Regions from separate parts of the Mus musculus genome. Here region 1 is linked to region 2. A link is a loop called in an ENCODE intact Hi-C map of the cell type or tissue named here. Cell type or tissue: heart. All regions are shown on one strand. Links, peaks and the distances in the headings refer to the core of each region. The heading gives the core; the rest is flanking DNA. Region 1 overlaps Stac3 (SH3 and cysteine rich domain 3). Region 2 holds the start of Lrp1 (low density lipoprotein receptor-related protein 1).

The links. A loop is a pair of places that touch in the nucleus more often than their neighbours do. Peaks named below come from ENCODE experiments on the same cell type or tissue, not always from the same donor. Only the 100,000 strongest peaks of a DNase experiment are listed, where the experiment ranks them.
Region 1: it touches region 2 in a loop (3-fold over the local background); 1 of 42 quality-filtered maps calls a loop at or near these places.

What each region holds. Positions count from the first base shown.
Region 1 is chr10:127,505,374-127,513,693 of GRCm38, forward strand. Stac3 (SH3 and cysteine rich domain 3) reads left to right here. Exons shown (of 12, transcript NM_001359751.1): 7 at 1,853-1,919; 8 at 2,088-2,140; 9 at 2,326-2,411; 10 at 2,573-2,624; 11 at 2,708-2,845; 12 at 3,007-3,445. The coding sequence ends at 3,105. It also overlaps a transcript of Ndufa4l2 not described here. Among named protein-coding and RNA genes, the nearest start is that of Ndufa4l2, 5.4 kb to the right of the region's middle. In heart, for the core only: CTCF peaks have their summits at 3,072, 3,755 (motif pointing right), 3,961 and 6,904; DNase peaks (open chromatin) are centred at 3,098, 3,768, 6,708, 7,578 and 2 weaker places; H3K4me3 peaks cover 4,362 bases; H3K27ac peaks cover 1,724 bases; H3K27me3 peaks cover 6,340 bases.
Region 2 is chr10:127,618,949-127,627,268 of GRCm38, forward strand. It overlaps Lrp1 (low density lipoprotein receptor-related protein 1), which reads right to left and starts at 2,200. Exons shown (of 89, transcript NM_008512.2): 1 at 1,670-2,200. The coding sequence starts at 1,739. In heart, for the core only: CTCF peaks have their summits at 3,319 (motif pointing left), 4,702 (motif pointing right) and 7,705 (motif pointing left); DNase peaks (open chromatin) are centred at 1,683, 1,903, 2,833, 3,263 and 4 weaker places; H3K4me3 peaks cover 3,510 bases; H3K27ac peaks cover 3,416 bases.

The DNA.
Region 1 (8,320 bases), core at 265-8,264, 110 kb before region 2:
TACTGCGTAGCAGGCAAGAGTTTACATTTGGAGAAGAGAATTTGCCACCATGTGGTTGCTGGGAATTGAACTCAGGATGTCTGGAGGATCAGTCAGTGCCCTTAACCTCTGAGCCATCTCTCAAGCCCTATGAAAGACTTTCAAGCTTGATAATGCTGGAAATGTGTTTGCCTGGACAAGCAATTAATTTCTCCCCAGACAACCTTATGAACTAATATGAATGGTGTTAGTTAAGTCAATTCCAGTTCTGGGGTCTATGTGGGCACCAGGCATGCACATGGTGTACAGACACCATGCAGGGAGAGCACACGTACACATAAAACGAAGATAAAACCTTAGGGGGAGAGCAGCAGCCCTCAGCACCACCTTCTGCCAAGCCCCTCCCCTTTTTGAATGGAGACCAGTCTCCTCATAAGTGGCCATGATCTTGAATGTCCTCTGGTCCTCTCGCCTTCACTTCCCAGGTAACACATGTCACCACACCCGCTTTGTGTGACTACAGGGATCAAAGCCAGGGCATCATGCATCCTGGGCAAGCATCTAGCAAGTGAACTACACCTCTAACACACACTCCGTCCCATCTGCTCTGAGGGCCTTGCTATACAGCACTCACTTTATAGGCATAGCCTTGGATTCATGATCTTCCTGTCTCAGCCTCCCGGGGTCAGAATTGGGCTTGCACCACCTTGCCAAGCTTTAATGACTTGGAACCTCATAAGAGACAATTTACTTTCCTTGGATGGAAAAAAAAATCTTATCCAGCTGGGCAGTGGTGGTGCCATCCCAGCATTTGGGAGGCAGAGACAGTCAGGGCAGTTCACGGCCAGCCTGGTCTACAGAGTGAGTTCCAGGACAGCCAGGGCTACACAGAGAAACCCTAAAACAAAGCTAAAGATCTGATCTCAAAATGGTCGATATACAGCTTAGCTGCAGATAACAAACTTCAGTCAGTTAGTTACCTATGAATGAATGACACTGCTGTTTCGTAGATTCTGTTCTCATCAGGGAAACGTGAAAAGTTGTTGCCTTAGGTCAGGTGAGGTGTGCCTGTTGTCCCCGCACGGGGAGCTGCAGGCCAGGGGATCAGAAACCCAAGGTCAGCTCTGGCCAGGTAAGGAGAGGACAGCTGAGCTGATGAGACAACCAAGAGAAGAGGAGAAGGAGAAACCTGTGCGGCCACATACACACCTTTTCTTACACACTGGGATATAATTTTAAAAAGATGTATTTATTTATTTCATGTATGTGAGTACACTGTCTCTCTTCAGACACACCAGAAGAGGGCATCCGATCCCATTACAGATGGTTGTGAGCTACCATGTGTTTGCTGGGAACTGAACTCAGGACCTCTGGAAGAGCAGCCAATGTTCTTAACTACTGAGCCATCTCTCCAGCCCCACACTGGAGTATTTTTAAGCAGACAGTATAATGAAGGGCCTGAAATCTGAATCATAGGGGTAATTTGAAAGGACTAAAGATTACCGGGGAAGAGAAGCCAGAAAGCATATCTGCTGTCCTTGGATATTTAAAGGGACTGTGTTTGCTCCACATTTAAAGCTCCAGACAGTAAGTCAAGACAGATAGATACAGATATTCTTTAAATCACATGGGCTGTATTGTAAGGTAGTGAACTCCCCGTCATCAGCTATCTTCAGGCACAATACGGGTGGCCTACCTGCCCGCATGCTTCAGAAGAAATCCCCGAGTATCTTCTGGTGGTTGGAGTAGATACTTTCTCCAAGTACACTCCAGAGCTTGAGTTGCTCTGCTACTCCCTGGCCTGCCTGGAGAGGCAGCTAAAACACAGGATCCCAAGACAGCCTGTCTCTAACTCTAGTGTCCCCCTCTCTAGCCTCTGGCAGCCATGATGGAGGAGGAGCCAGAGTCAGCCAGGCCAGAGGAGGGCAAGTCACAGGATGGTGAGTGTCACTCATCTGCATCCACTGGGATGGGATGGGATGGGATGGGATGGAGGGTTTAGCTGCTGTATAGCAGCAGGTGGAGAGCAAAAGGCTGAACCTAGGGTGAGGGAAGTGATGGATGCCCTCCTGGAGGCAGAAGCAATTTGTCTATTTTTCCCATCCAAGGAAACAATGCAGAAAAGGACAAGAAGGCCGAGAAGAAAACTCCTGATGACAAAGTAAGTCCTTCCTCCCTGTAGAACCCTGGTCCTCGTCCCAGCCAACGTCTGACATCACTCACAGCTCTTCCCATCACCCCTGACCCACCCTCCACACTGAGACAGACACACAAACCGATGCAGCCCTCTCATCCCGGGAGAGGTAAATCGGAGTCTGGTAACTCATCGCTCTCTTGCACCTCCAGAACAAGCAGCCTGGCTTCCAGCAGTCTCATTACTTTGTGGCTCTCTATCGGTTCAAAGCCCTGGAGAAGGACGACCTGGATTTCCCGTGAGGAGCCTTCAAGGGAGGCGGGAGTGTGGGGAGCATCGAGGAGTAAGAGATGAGCTCTCTGTGGGAATGGAGGAGGGCAGAAGGGCGGGTACCCCGCAGCACAGCCAGGCACGGGCATGTGACTGTAAATCACAGAGAGGGTCTCCTTTCTATCCCAGGCCAGGGGAGAAGATCACAGTCATTGATGACTCCAATGAGGAGTGGTGGCGGGTAAGACGTTGCCACCGCTAAGGTGGGAGATGGGCAGTCTAGAACCTGAGATCTCCAGCGTAGCCACTGCCTTCCTTCTCTAGGGGAAAATCGGAGAGAAAGTCGGATTCTTCCCTCCAAACTTCATCATTCGGGTGCGGGCTGGAGAACGTGTGCACCGCGTGACCAGATCGTTTGTGGGGAACCGCGAGATTGGACAGATCACTCTCAAGAAGGACCAGGTATCTCGGGAACCTTAACCCAATGCCAGGCCTGGTCGTACCTCTCCATCCATGCACCTCAGAGGGAGGCCCTAACCCATCAGTATGTACGACCCTCCCCAACGTCCCTGCGCTCCTCTTCTAATTTTTTTTTCCTGTTCCTCAATCCTTTAAACCCCTAGATCGTAGTGCAGAAAGGAGATGAAGCTGGTGGTTACGTCAAGGTCTACACCGGCCGCAAGGTGGGGCTGTTTCCCACCGACTTCCTGGAGGAGATTTAAGAGTACTGGTGCCTGCTGGCGGGAGACACCCACTCCTCGTTCTGGGCGGGGCCCAGTGCGAGCTGGGGAGGGAAGGGGCAAGGGGAGGGAGTACTGGATGAGGAGGGTCGGAAAGGCCCACCAGAGCATAATGACGTTTCTGGGGAGGGTCTGGTTCCCACCTCTCTCCCCTGCCTAGGGCTCCGGATACCTGGTGCGCTGAGCAGCCTGCACCGATTAGGCCCACACTTCAGGTTCATCCAACTTTCAAGAGCTTGGGGGTGGGGGTGGGGGAGCATCTCCATAAGGAGGGGCAGAACTGTCAAATGTTTCGAATTTATTAAAGTTTTAACAAAAGTTAGAAAAGTTCTGTTTGTTTGTTTGTTTTTTAACTGCGGTCGAAGAGAAGGCCTGCGGAGGAAGGGAGTATAGTATGTTCCCTGGATGCTCCACCAAATTGTCAGGTTTTGAAAATCCAAGGCTGGTGTGAATAGTCAGACTTGCTCTCGCTAGACTAGGCTAGGCTTCTGCTGGAAGTGAAGAAAAAGCCGGACTGGAATCTCCAGCCCAGTGCCCCCGTGGTTGGGAAAATAGCATGGCAGAAGTAGGTACGTCCGCTAGACCATGCCCATTTAGCCCTTGTAATTCTGAACCTGGCTCAGAGCCCAACTTGGCCACCAGGGGGCGATGCAAGATCTCAGTTGGAGAGAGAGGGATGGGGAGGGGCTGGAGGGGTGGCTAAGGGGAGAGAACCGGAGACACCAAGCCTGAGACCCTAGGCCTGGGAGGGGGTGGGGTGCGTGCCGTCTCCATGGCAACTCTTCCTCTAGTCCTCCGGGAACAGAGCTAGCGAGGCCGGGGGGCCTAACCCCTCCCGCACGGCCCCTGCCCCAGCCCTTTTCCGACAGGTACGGAGTGAGAGGACGTTTGGCAGACAGCTAACCGGTTTTAGCGGAGACCCCCCCTGCGGCGCGCCGTATGCAAATGTTATTATTTGCATATGCAAATATGCAAATGTTCCGGCCCTGGTCAGGGCGGCAGGTGGTGAGGAGCGGGAAGGTGTGCGGAAAGGAGCAGAAGGAGATGAGGAGTTTGGGGACCTAGGAGCCGACCATTGAGAAGCAGCTTGGGGTGGTCGCTGGAGTGGGGCAGGCGGAGGGTCTTGGGTTTGATAGCGGGTGGGGGAGGGTCGGCCTGGCCAGCCAGAAGCTTCTCTTCTACTCTATGGGTTGTCTGCCAGGACTGAGGTTGGCACCGCCTAGCAAGGTTGGCAGCGGGAGCCCGGGCACCATCTGCTGCTGGAGGAGGGGGGAGGGCAGAGGCTCAGCTGGGCTGGGAAGAGGAGGGCCCCGGGACGGGCACCCCCTCCCCTTCCGTACAGAAAGACGAGGTGTGCTGGGGGTAGGGAAGCACACAACAAAACTCGCTGCAAAGCCGGGTTCAGTTTCTTGTTCCCTTCGCCCTTGGTTGTCAAGCTCAAAGCCTGGCTGTGTGAGGGCCAAGACCTTAGAGGAACACTCGGATAGTCCCCCTCTTTATCATGATTGGACTGGAACAGGAGCAGATCACAGGCACAGGCACACACCCCCAAAACACACAAGTCAACCTTTTGCCCTATCCCTCTTGGGAATCTGCCTACCACAAGTAAGGCGAGGGAAGACGAGGACTCTGCCTGTAGTCATCAAGAGGTCTGAGGGATTCCCAATCTGAGCCCCCCCAACTGTCAAGAGCACCCCCCCAAAATACTGAAGCAAAACCAATTTACTGCCTCATTGGGCGGCAGTGTTGATGTAGGGGTGTCGTGGAACAGGGAGAGCGGCTGTTCTCTCCCTATACTTGCAGGGTGCCCCCCCTTCTCCCTCGCCTTACCGAGCCGGCAGCTGTCCCTAATTAGAGCGGCGGTTTAATTGGATTTATCAGCAGTTAATAGGAAATTAAGCAAAGGGCCCGAGAGAAGGGGGGCGGGAGGAGCCAGGAGACAGGCTGTGCTTAACTGGAAGGAGGGATGCTGGGGGTCCCAGGATTAGAGGACACTGTCTTGATTGAACCCTGTGATCACACCTCCCCCTCAATATCCTGCCAGTTGAGTTAGGCCCTGACCAGTCCCAAGAGAGGGCAGGAGGTATGACAGGGACACTGTTTGTCCCCAGTGCCTCCCACTCCCACAAGCCAGCTGCCTGGTGATGGATGATGCTGCCACACTCTGCAAAGGTCATAAGTCTAGGCCAAGGAGCAGACTGAATTGAAAATAGATCAGAGGAAGGGTATTACAGGGTCCAGGCCACGGTGAACACTCCCCTCCTCCAGGTTCTTATTGCTGTTAGAGAGAGAGAGAGAGAGAGAGAGAGAGAGATCTCCTTCTTAGATGAATGGGCAGCATGCCTGAGAAGGTGAGGGACAGACTGACTGACCCTGCCTTCAACCTTCACCTCACCTCAGCTGGGACTCCTGGGGACCTCTTTATGGCCCTTGCTTCTGTCCCACCAGCCACCGCGCTCCCTTTCAAATGCTTAAGTTGGGACTGGGAGGGCCTGATGGGAGTGTTGCAGCAGGAACCGAAGGAGGTCTGCACCTGAAAGCCTGGGAAGGAAGCTTGTGGGCCAATCAAGCTGGGGCCACGGGCTTCTGAGTCCACAGCCCCAGGCAGCTCCTGTCACCACCCCCTCATTACACTGCTAAGCTAATGTGGGCTAACAAGGCTTGCTGGGGGGACCTAGCGACTTCTCTCACACACGCAACCCCTCAGGGCACAAATGGCAGCGCCTGTGTGTGCAGAGAAGGACTTCCTTCTCTGTACTACCAGGATATGATCTATGTGAGACTGGGGGTGTGATGTGTGTCTGCATCCCGACTCCAGATGTTCCTGTATGTGTTTCCATTTTGTCAGTTCCTCTGGGTCTATACTGCCCAATTTGTGCACCCCCCCCTCCCGGTTTCTGTGATTCCTGTCTATAAGTCCCAGGGTGGCTAGGTGTGTTGAACGTTCTTTCAAATAGGCTTTGACAGGCATGTCAATCTGTCTGTGCACTCTTTGCTCTGGATGTGTCCAGGTGTGCAGACATCACTGCCTCCAGGAACGTATGTGTGAAAATCAAGAGCCACTGCTGGTGTGTGTGTGTGTGTGTGTGTGTGTGTGTGTGTGAGAGAGAGAGAGAGAGAGAGAGAGAGAGAGAGAGAGAGGCTTGCGTGTGCATGCGCTGCTCTGGTGCCTGCTTGCAGGTGTGTGTGTCTCGGTGACAGTGCGTGGGCGTGTGCCTGGGTGTGAGCTGCGCGGCAGCAAGTACCCGAATGACAGTGACGCCCGCGCCCGCGCGCGTTCCCGTGCGCGAGAGCCTCTGATTGAGTCTCCCGCCCCCGCTTCTTTCTCTCCCCATTTCTATTCCTCTCTCCTTTCCCGGCCGGCTCGCCGTCCGCATCATCTCCATCCATTATTGAAGAAACAGCCGCGTCCTCTCCAATCACATCAACACCCCGCCCCCTCCCTGTTCTGCTCGCCCCGTGGCCCCTCTGGCTGCTGGGGAGGAGGGGATGCCCAGGCGTAGCGGGAGCCCTGGGCAGAAGTGGGTTCATGACCCTGTGCCCCGGTCTGGGCAAGGCACCGGGACACCAGGGTCCCTGGCGGTGAGCGCTTTGCATAAACAGATGGCGCGGCGTCTTTGTTTCGCTTGCTAGCCTGCTTGCCGCCAGGCTCCTGGCTCCACTTGTGTCTGGCTGATGCAATCATGATCATCTCAGAGCCTCAGGACCCAGCGCCCTTAATAGTGGCAGCGGGGGTCAAGGGCCCGAGGGGCTCCTGAGCAGATGCAGAGCATTGTGGCTTCCCTCTCGGGCGCCCTCTCCAGTACCTCAGCTGCAGCGGGAAGAAGAGGCCGCTGCCAGGTGACAGGAATGTGAAGGAGATGGGAGGGGACCCTGAGCAGCGCCCCAAGGTGTCTGCGGGCTGTTCTGTTGGCTTGCTGCAGCTCCCTGGGGACAGGTACTAAGCCACAGAATAGAAATGGGAGCTAAAGGAGAGAGAGAGAGAGAGAGAGAGAGAGAGAGAGATTTGCAGAGACCACAGCAAGGGAGAGAGATGTAGAGGGAAGGAGAGACTGCCAAGAGACCCGACACACAGGACACACAGATGCAGAAGGACTAAGCTAGGCCGAGAGCAGAGTTCCAGAGCGGCACAGACAAACCTAAAGACATGAAGCTAGAGACAGTCTGAAGAAAGAAGCAGAAAGAATTAGGGGGCTTAGGGGAGGCCAAGTCAGAGGGAAGTCCACCGGGTAGTGCTAAGACAGAGAGGAAGTCCCAGGTGTCTGAGGCTCCAGCCTGAACATGGATGCCGTCGGCGCCTGGCGAGATAGAGTCTTCCTCGTCCCATCTATGTCGTCTGGCCACGCCAGAAGAGAGGTATTGAGAGTCTCCAATACCTCGATGGCACGAGCGAGTAAGCTACCAGGCACAGACCTGTATGTACACTCCAGACTTGACTTGAACAAACACTGGAAATGCAGAGCAGGCGCTGGCCGACAGGGGGAACCCGAGACCTCTTCCCCGAGCCTGAGAGCGGCTCGGCCTCTAGAGGGCGCCGGCACCCACGGACCACCGTAATCAGCTCGCTCCGGAGAGCACAGCTGCATTTGACTTGCTGCGCCGCCAGCCACGCGGATTAGTATCCTGGAGCGGTTTAGAGTTGAAGAGTCTGGCCCCCTTGGGACCATGGGTCGCTCCTAATCCTCGGCTAACGACTCTCGCTTTCCCTCACCTACTGGGCCAGCATGGCTTGAGTTATCGTAGGGGGAAAACGCAAGGAAGGAGGTGGGGTGAAACCTGGAACCCCAAAGACCACAATCCAAACATGGGAACACACAGGAGGGGAGGGGGCCTCACAGAGACCCCCAGATCAGGAGCATGCAAAGCGTCGAGAAATCGTGGAAAAGAAAGAACAGAAGCGCCAGTGTAATAGCTGAGTTTAAGAGCGGACTGGAGACCTAAGGGAGGAGAAACAGTGGAGTTTCCAGAACAGAAAGGCTCTGGGTCCAGCTCACCAGAACCAGGCAAGCGAGGGCCAAGAGCAAAGGGGCATAAAGCACGGGCCAGATGTCCCTCCCAGAGTCCTGGCTCCCCAGCTGTGCCACAGACCACCAGATGTGCAGCCCAGCTGGGCAGCTGCTGGAGCTTGAGCTCCAAGATTGGTATTTAGCACCACCACCACCACCACCCCGGTAGCAGTCCAGGCTTAGAGGCGCTG
Region 2 (8,320 bases), core at 260-8,259:
CAGGACCCAGCACTGAATGAGCCACACATCTCCACGGGCATCTTTCCCTTCTACCTGATTCCATCCACCCTCCTCCACAGGGCTTCTGGCAGGTCCATTTCTTGCTTAATACATTTTCTTCCCAAAGCTCTTTGCCTCAGTTTCCCTTCTTCTCCCATCCCAGCTCTGAGACCAAGAAGAAAGCACGGGATGACGTTAGATGTGAAGGACAGAGGGTGGCTGCACAGGCTTGCCTGACAGGGCAAAGTCTCTTTCCTCATCGCAGGCAGAAAATTAGGGGTGGCAGCTAGACAAGACAGTCCCCGACATGACATGACTGAAGGCCACTGAGTAAACTGTTTTCCTGGGCACAGCTGCCTCCTGACCCTCTTGTCCTCCTCCCACAACTGAAACAAGTTAGAGACAGGGGTGGGGGAGGATACATAATCTAGTTTCAGAGAAAAACTTTCCCAATCCCGGCCTGGCAAGCTCTTGAAGGCAGAGGAGGGCTGTAAGATGCTACGAAGCTGTTGTCCTCAGTGAGAGGCAAACCTGACAGGAAGTCACAAAATCTCACCCCTTCTCAAGTTAGGGACCCAGCCCAATTCAACCCCATGACCCCAGCGTGAAGCCTGGGCAAGTCTTGAACTGGGGACTCATGGAAGAGGAAAAACAGCTGACAGAAATAGGGACGAGGGGCATGCAATTCCCCCAAAACAACACAGCAGCCCAAACCTAACTAATATACAAAGTGTATGTATGAAGTGAGACAGGGCTGGGCTTTACACATTTACTAAATGAGCAGGATTGGGGGCATGGTCATAACCCCCATCCCAACCTCCAACTCTCCTTCCAACCCAAACTGTGATCAAGCCTGAAATCGGGGAGACAGAGCTTCCTCTGAACCCCTCCCCAGCGTTCCAGACCATTCTCCAGTCTCTTCCAGAATGATGACATCTGACGTTTTTCCTCTCATCTTAAAGCTCCCAGGAATTAAGAAGGGAAAGCCAGCCATAAGCGTCACCAGACCCCTCCATCCCTCAACCGGGCTCCTGACTGAGGCCCTCAGCGGGGAGCTGCTCACTTCGGAACCCAGGCAGGCAGCCCAGGATTCTGGACCCGGGCCTCCATGCCTGGGATGCAGGGCTCATTCCACACCCAAACAGGGGGCCCTGCCTATCCCCACCCACAGCTTTCTCGGCCTGCCTGCCCTTTGGCCAGCAGGGCACCCCTAGCCGGCTTTGCCTTCCAGCCTTCAGAGTCCACTGCAAAAGGCCCTCCGCCCCCTTTTGCAGCGGTACACAGCAAATCCGGATTCCTTCACAATTCAGATGGGGGTGGGGGGGCGGGAGGGTGGAGGATGTAGGGGAGGCAGAGGCCCTCCCGTACCAGAGATAGGAAGAGAAGGCCTCTTAATCCCAAGATCAGAAAAAGGGGGAGCCCTCTTTTCCTACCCAGGCCTCTGGTCTTTGTCTGAGCTGGGGGGCCCTGGAAGCATCATTTGTCCCAGGCTCCCATCCCCCAAATCAGACCCCATCCCCGCCCCCAGTCAGGCCTCTGCTGTGTCAGCTGGACTGGGATAACAAAAGGCACCCCCTCCCGCGTCTCCCTTCCCCATCCAGACGCAGGAGTGGGGGTTGGGGAGGGGGAGCCCCCAGGGGTCCATGGGGGCCGCCGGAATCTCACTCACCATCCATAGTGGCCCCGGAGACCAGAGCTGAAAGCAGCGGCAGCAGCAGCAGCAACGGCGGGGTCAGCATGGTGTGGGCCGATGCAAACAGCAGCCCCCACCCTCTGGTCCTGTTACTTCTTGTCCTCGCCCCCCCCAATTGGGGGGTCCCCCTTTATCTTCCTCTCCCCGACTCTTCTATTCTTATCCTTTCCTTAAGCAAAGCGAACCAGGGGCATAGGTGAAATGGTACAGTTCCGAGCCCCCTGGGAAGGGCCTGCTGACGCGGGTGCGCCCCCTGCCCCCAAATTCGAACCCTTCACCCCTGCTTTACTCCTCGCTCCTCTCCCCCTCCCAGGGCGAAGCTCACAGCCCCATCTCGGAGCCGCCTCTGGCTGCAAAAATGCACAATTGGGAGGAGGCGGGGTGGGGGGTGGGGGGCGTGGACCCGATGGGGGTGCCTTGGTAGGGGCCTGATGGAGCACTAGGGGCTCCCCCGTTTCCGCCTCCTCAGTGCACTGGCCTGGAGCTCGCACCGCTGCTCCCCTGACTGAAGTGCCGCGGGGGGGGGGGGTGGGGGGGAGGAGGGAGGGGGGTGTTCAGAGGGGAGAGGGAGGGGACAGGGAGAGGAGGGAAGGAGGGAAGGGGCGGGGAAAGAAAAAAAGAGGTGGGGGGGGGGGGAGAAAGAGCTACGCGGCAATCCTGACAGTGCGCATGCGCTGATTTGGCGCGCTGCCCTGGGGAGGGGGAGTCGGAGGCGCTACAAGCTTTGGAGTTCTGGGAAGCGGTCCGAGAGTGGGAGTCCCCGGGCACCCTGTCCTCTAACTGCGTCTACCTCATCCCAGCGCTCCCTAGAGCCGGTAGAGCCAAGGGTGGGAATGGGGTAAGGGGCAAGGAGAGCTGCGCTCTAGTGCCTCTTTAAAACTCTATGTCACACCCCAGGATTTCAGATCCCCTCAGTGGGGTCCCGAGCCGCTGTCTAGGCGGAGGCCTGATTTCCTTGGGGAAACCCAGACAGTGCCTCCCTAGCCTAGGGTGGGGGCAGGGGTGGCCGGTCCGCCGGGAAGGTGCGGGAAAGGCTGAGCTTTGATTTGGAGACTTTGTAAGAACCGGTCTGGGATTGGGGCCTGCGTCCTCAGGAGGCGGAGTGAAGGAGTGGCCACATGGACCCGCCCCCACCTCGCTCCAGGGCTCAGAGTAAACAGGGACACCCGCGGGGACACGCTGCAGCTTGTCGGCCCGCCTTGGGCTCAGGGATGGAGCCCACCTTAGTACCCGCCCAGCCCTGCTCGCCTGGCACGGGGCGCAGGAGAGGCAGGCTCTGGTTTGGAGAGAGGTGACTCACCAGAGGGTGGGGTTGGGGTAGAGCCATCCCCTTTCGCCCTGAGAGGTCAGGCTCGATTTTTTTTTTGTTTGTTTGTTTTGTTTTTGATACCTTCTGACTGGCCTCCCACCAAGTCAGGGTTTCAGATGCCAAACTACAGGGAGTTGGAATGAAGGACTCCAGAGCTCCGCTACCAGACACCAGTCCTAGGGGGCTGTGTGCTGAGTGCCGGACCTTTGTCCCCAGTCTCAGTCGGTTTGGGAACGGTACTCTGGAGTCCAGAAAGCATCGGGCGGTTCCTAGGGCCGGCGAACGTGCTTCCGGCCACTGCCCTCTTGTGGGCGACGTTTGAAGACTGTAACCCTTAGTGTCTGACTTTCTCTGTGACCTGAAGTGAAAGTTCTGGAAAGCTCAGCAGGCGACATCCCTGGCTAGAGATGAACTTTAAAGACCAGGGACCAGTACACTAACTCCACAGGAGTGACCCCCACACACACTCCAGCCTGTCACTGGCAGAAAATAGACTTGTCCATTAATGACTGAGAGCCTTTCTTCAATGAGAGCTTATGCGGCTCACGGACAGGCTAACTGTATAGTCTCCCAGGCTGGACTCTCAGGATCCATCTTTCCTCCGTCCAGTTTCCAGCCTGTGCTCAAGTAGAGGCCTGATGTCTTTCTTCCTTTTGAAATATACTGAAGGTTTCCTCCTCCTCCTCTTCCTTCTCCTCCTCCTCTTCTTCTTCCTCTTCTTCCTCCTCCTCCTGTTCCTCCTCCTCCTGTTCCTCCTCCTCCTCCTTTTTTTTTTTTTTTTTTTTTTTCTAGCACAGGGTTTCTCTCAGCAGGGGTGGTCTGTTATTCTTTTATCCAGCTTCCATGGCCTAATACAGTGCCAGGCCCAGGCATGGAGTCACTAAATATTTTTAGTGGATGCTCACAGGCTTCTGCTAGGTCTCCACCCAATATTGTGGTCCAAGCAAAATCTGGTTGAAACTGACCTCAGGCAACGTTGACAGGGAAAAAAAAAAAGATATCAATAGCTACCATGCAGCTTGTAGCCTGAGAAGGCTAAGAGCCTGCCGCTTGGCTTACACAGATGAATCTTCTTCCTGACCTTCTCACCTCGCGTCTCTTCCATGGACCTGTCCTGGGTATTTCCGATAACACTCATCCTTTTATTCTTTGTCTCAGTGGCTACCCTTCAAAACAACAACCACATTAAAAAAGAAAAGAAAAGAGAAATGAAGAAAAGAAAAAGGAAGAAAGAAAAAAGAAAGAAAGAAAAGAAAAGAGACGTGGGGCTGGAGAGATGGCTCAGAGCTCTTGCTGTTCTTACTAAGGTCCTAAGTGTCCAGCACACACATTGGGTTGGCTCATAACTGTTTGTAACTCCAGCTCCAAAGGGTCTGATGCCTTCTTGTGGCCTCCATGGGGACCTGCACACAGGTGCACACTTCTACACACAGATATGAATAAAAAAAATTTTTTTAAAGACTATTTTATTTGGGGGCTGGAGAGATGGCTCAGCGGTTAAGAGCACTGCACTGACAGCTCTTCCAGAGGTACTGAGTTCAATTCCCAGCAACCACATGGTGGCTGGAGACCATCTGTAATGGGATCCGATGCCCTCTTCTGGTATGCAGGTAGATGAGCAGACAGAACACTCAGGTTAAATAGATAGATAGATAGATAGATATTTATACAATGTTCTGCCTGTATATATGCCTACAAGCCAGAAGAGGGCACCAGACTACATTACAGATAGTTATAAGACACCATGTGGTTGCTGGGAATTGAACTCAGGACCTCTGGGCGAGCAGCAAATGCCCTTAACTTCTGAGCCATCTCTCCAGCCTCTAAAAAAAATTTTTAAAAGATTTTTGTTTTTATTGTTTTTAACTATATTCATGTGTGAGTATGTAGAGACCTAAGGCATCAGGTCCCCTGCTTGAGCTGACGCCACCACCACCTAACTTGGGTGCTGGGAACACAACTCTTGTCACCTGGAAGAGCAGGTTCTTAACCACCAAGCCATGCCTCCAGCACCCTTGCCACCTCTTAGGAAGCCTCTTCCAAGGACTGGGATGTAGTTCAGACCACTGAGCACTCACCTGGCATGCACAAAGCCCTGAGCTCAAAGCCTAGCACTGTATACTGTATGCAGTAGCACGCACTTGTAAACCCAGCACCAAGGAGGTAGAGGCTAAAGGAGCAAGGTGGAGAATCAGAGGCCATCCTTGGCTATAGAGAAAGAGCTAGACCAGCCTGTGCTACATGAGACCCCGTCTCAAAAGAGGGTAGAGGAGGGGGCTGGAGAGATGGCTGCTCTTCCAGAGGGCCTGGGTTCCATTCCCAGCACTCGCCTGGCAGCTCACAGCTGTCTGTAGCTTTACTTCCAGGGATCTGACACCCTCACAGACAAACATGCAGGCAGCACACCAATTTACATTAAAAAAAAAAAAAAAGATGTGTATACCCACAGTGGGCATGAGAAAAGGTGGTGGTAGGGGAATACTAGTAGTTTAGGCTGGAATTGTAACAGAAATAATGGAAATTCAACAGGACGGGTCAAATGTGAGATCTTCCGTCAGCCATGGCGATCCAGAACCTGCCCTCGGCCGCTGTTCTGGGCCTGTGCTATCTATTGAATACCAATGAATGTATTTTAATTTATTTTCTTTCTTTTTTTAAAATGATTTTTTTTTGTTATTATGCATTGGTATTTTGCTTGCATGTCTATTTGTGTAAGGGTGCTGGAGTCCCTGGAACTGGAGTTACAGACAGTTGTGAGTCTCCATGTGGGTGCTGGGAATTGAACTCAGGTCTTCTGGAAGAGTAGCTGGACTATTAACCTGCTAAGCCATCATCCCTCTAGCCCCATGTTTTTATTTTTATTAACTTTGCATTACAAAAAATGGTGATACTTAATTATTAGTAAAACTTGTAATATAAGAAAATAAACTTGTCACTTCTCTTTCCTTGTTTTTTATTTTGTTTTGTTTTGTTTTATTTTGTTTTGTTGTTGTTGTTTGGTTTTGATTTTATGAGACAAGGTTTCTCTGTGTAGCCTTGACTGTCCTGGACTTGCTTTGTAGACCAGGCTGGCCTTGACCACACAGAGACCCAAATGCCGCCGCTTCTGCCTCATGACTGCTGGAACTAAAGGTACGTCATACCATGCCCAGTTAAACTTGTCACTTCTTAAACTCCCACTTCTGGCCTCACCCTCAGATAAACCACTAGGAATATGCCTTAGAAGTGTCTTCAAGCTGGGTGGTGGTGGCGCACGCCTTTAATCCCAGCACTTGGGAGGCAGATTTCTGAGTTGGAGGCCAGCCTGGTCTACAGAGTGAGTTCCAGGACAGCCAGGGCTACACAGAGAAACCCTGTCTCGAAAAAAACAAAAACAAAAACAAAAACAAAAACAAAAAAAGAAGAAGAAGAAGTGTCTTCAAGGAAGCCTGTTTGTTTTAGCGGTGTACAGTTACAAATAATACCCTTTAAAGTCACAGAGGAGCTGGTATATACGGTTTCATAGCTTACGTTCTTCACCTTAGCTTGCCTTGAGCTCATTCCACGCTATCTGTACAGACCCAGACCATGTTTCATATTAACCTCCTGAAGCTCCTTGATGGCTGGGTGCTTAGTTTGTCCTGGTATATGAACAGCTGACATTGGCTTTGTGAGAAGGCAGAATGCTTATCTCTCTCTAGCCAAGCCAATCGTGACTCTGTTCCTCTGAAAAGCTCTGCTGTTATTCCCGAGCTACTCAGAGAGCCAGGCATGGTGGCACGAGCCTATTTTCCAAAACCTCAGGAAACAGAGGCAGGAGAATCAGAAGTTTGAAGACGGTTAGGGACACAAGGGGGCTTTCCACACCAGCCTGGGCTACCTGGTAAAATCCTATCTTAAACAGAATAAATCTCACTGGTAATCATCATGGTCTTGGAATCTAGAGTTTAGCACTTAATTTTATGGATCCTTTGTCCACCACCAGACCATAAACTCCTTTAGAGCAGAGACTTTTTCCTCATCTCTTTTAATGCCCCCCCCCGATGCTCCCCTGGCCCCTTCCCATGTGCATGTGCCTACCCCCCAAGCCTTAGCTCGTTTGTTTGGTTTTTGAGACAGGGTTTCTCTGTGTAGCCCTGGCTGTCCTAGAACTCACTCTATACACCAGTCTGGCCTCGAACTCAGAAATCTGCCTGCCTCTGCCTCCCAAGTGCTAGGATTTTTTTTCCTCAGCCTCAGCTCTTGATTGACTGGTGAGGAAACTGGCTGCACCAGGGATGTCTGCTGGGTAGAGGAGAAGGATGAGTGTGAGCATCCTCTCTGTAGGATGAGCCTATAAACATCTTCTCTCTGTGGTGTTACTACAATGTTCACTATTCATTTTCTCTTTGTCTCTCAGTGTCTTCTCTCCTCCACTTTCCTTAAGACGGCCCCTCTTCATACACTTTGAATTGAATTATAATCTATAACGGGAAAAATCAAGTAAGAATTTTCTGAAGTTCATGACCAGGCTGCCAAGAATGGTGATAGGCTCTCAAAAAGCTGTTTTGGGAAAGGATATCCTCCTTCACCAAATTATTAACCATTTTGCTTTTTGCTTTTGGGGGTGGGGTGGGGGGGGGGCGAAGTATAAGAGGGCCTGGCACAGGGCATTTGGGAGGCAGTGCTGAGACAATCAGGCCACTGGCTATTGCCACCTAGTGGCCAGTTCAGGAAGTGTACATAGGAAGGGATAGCTCTGAAAGGTCTAACTTCCTGATGCTGCCACCCTGTAATCCCACTCCTCGTGCTGTGGTGACCCTCAACTATGAAATTATTTCCATTGCTATTTCATAACGGTAGTTTGCTACTATTATGGATCATGAACATGTGTTTTCTGATGGTCTTAGGCAACCCCTGTAAAAGGGTCATTCAACAACCCTCAAGGGGTCGCGACCCACAGGTTGAGAGTCACAGAAGGTGGGGAAAAGAAAGGGACAAACACTTATTAAAAAATTGCTGAGGACTGGAGAGATGGCTCAGAGATTAAGAGTACTGACTGCTCTTCAGAAGGTCCAGAGTTCAAATCCCAGCACCCTCATGGTGGCTCACAACCATCTGTAATGAGATCTGGTGCCCTCTTCTGGCCTGCAGGCCTACGTGCAGGCAGAACACTGTATACACAGAAATAATTTAATTTTTTTTTTGCCATGGAACAGGCCTTTACAGAATATGGAAGCCAGGCATAGTGACCCGTGCCTTTAATTCCAGTGCGTGGGAGGCAGAGGCAGGCGGATCTCTGTGATTTCAAGACCATTCTGTTCTACATAGTGAGTTCCAGGACAGGCAGAGCTATATAG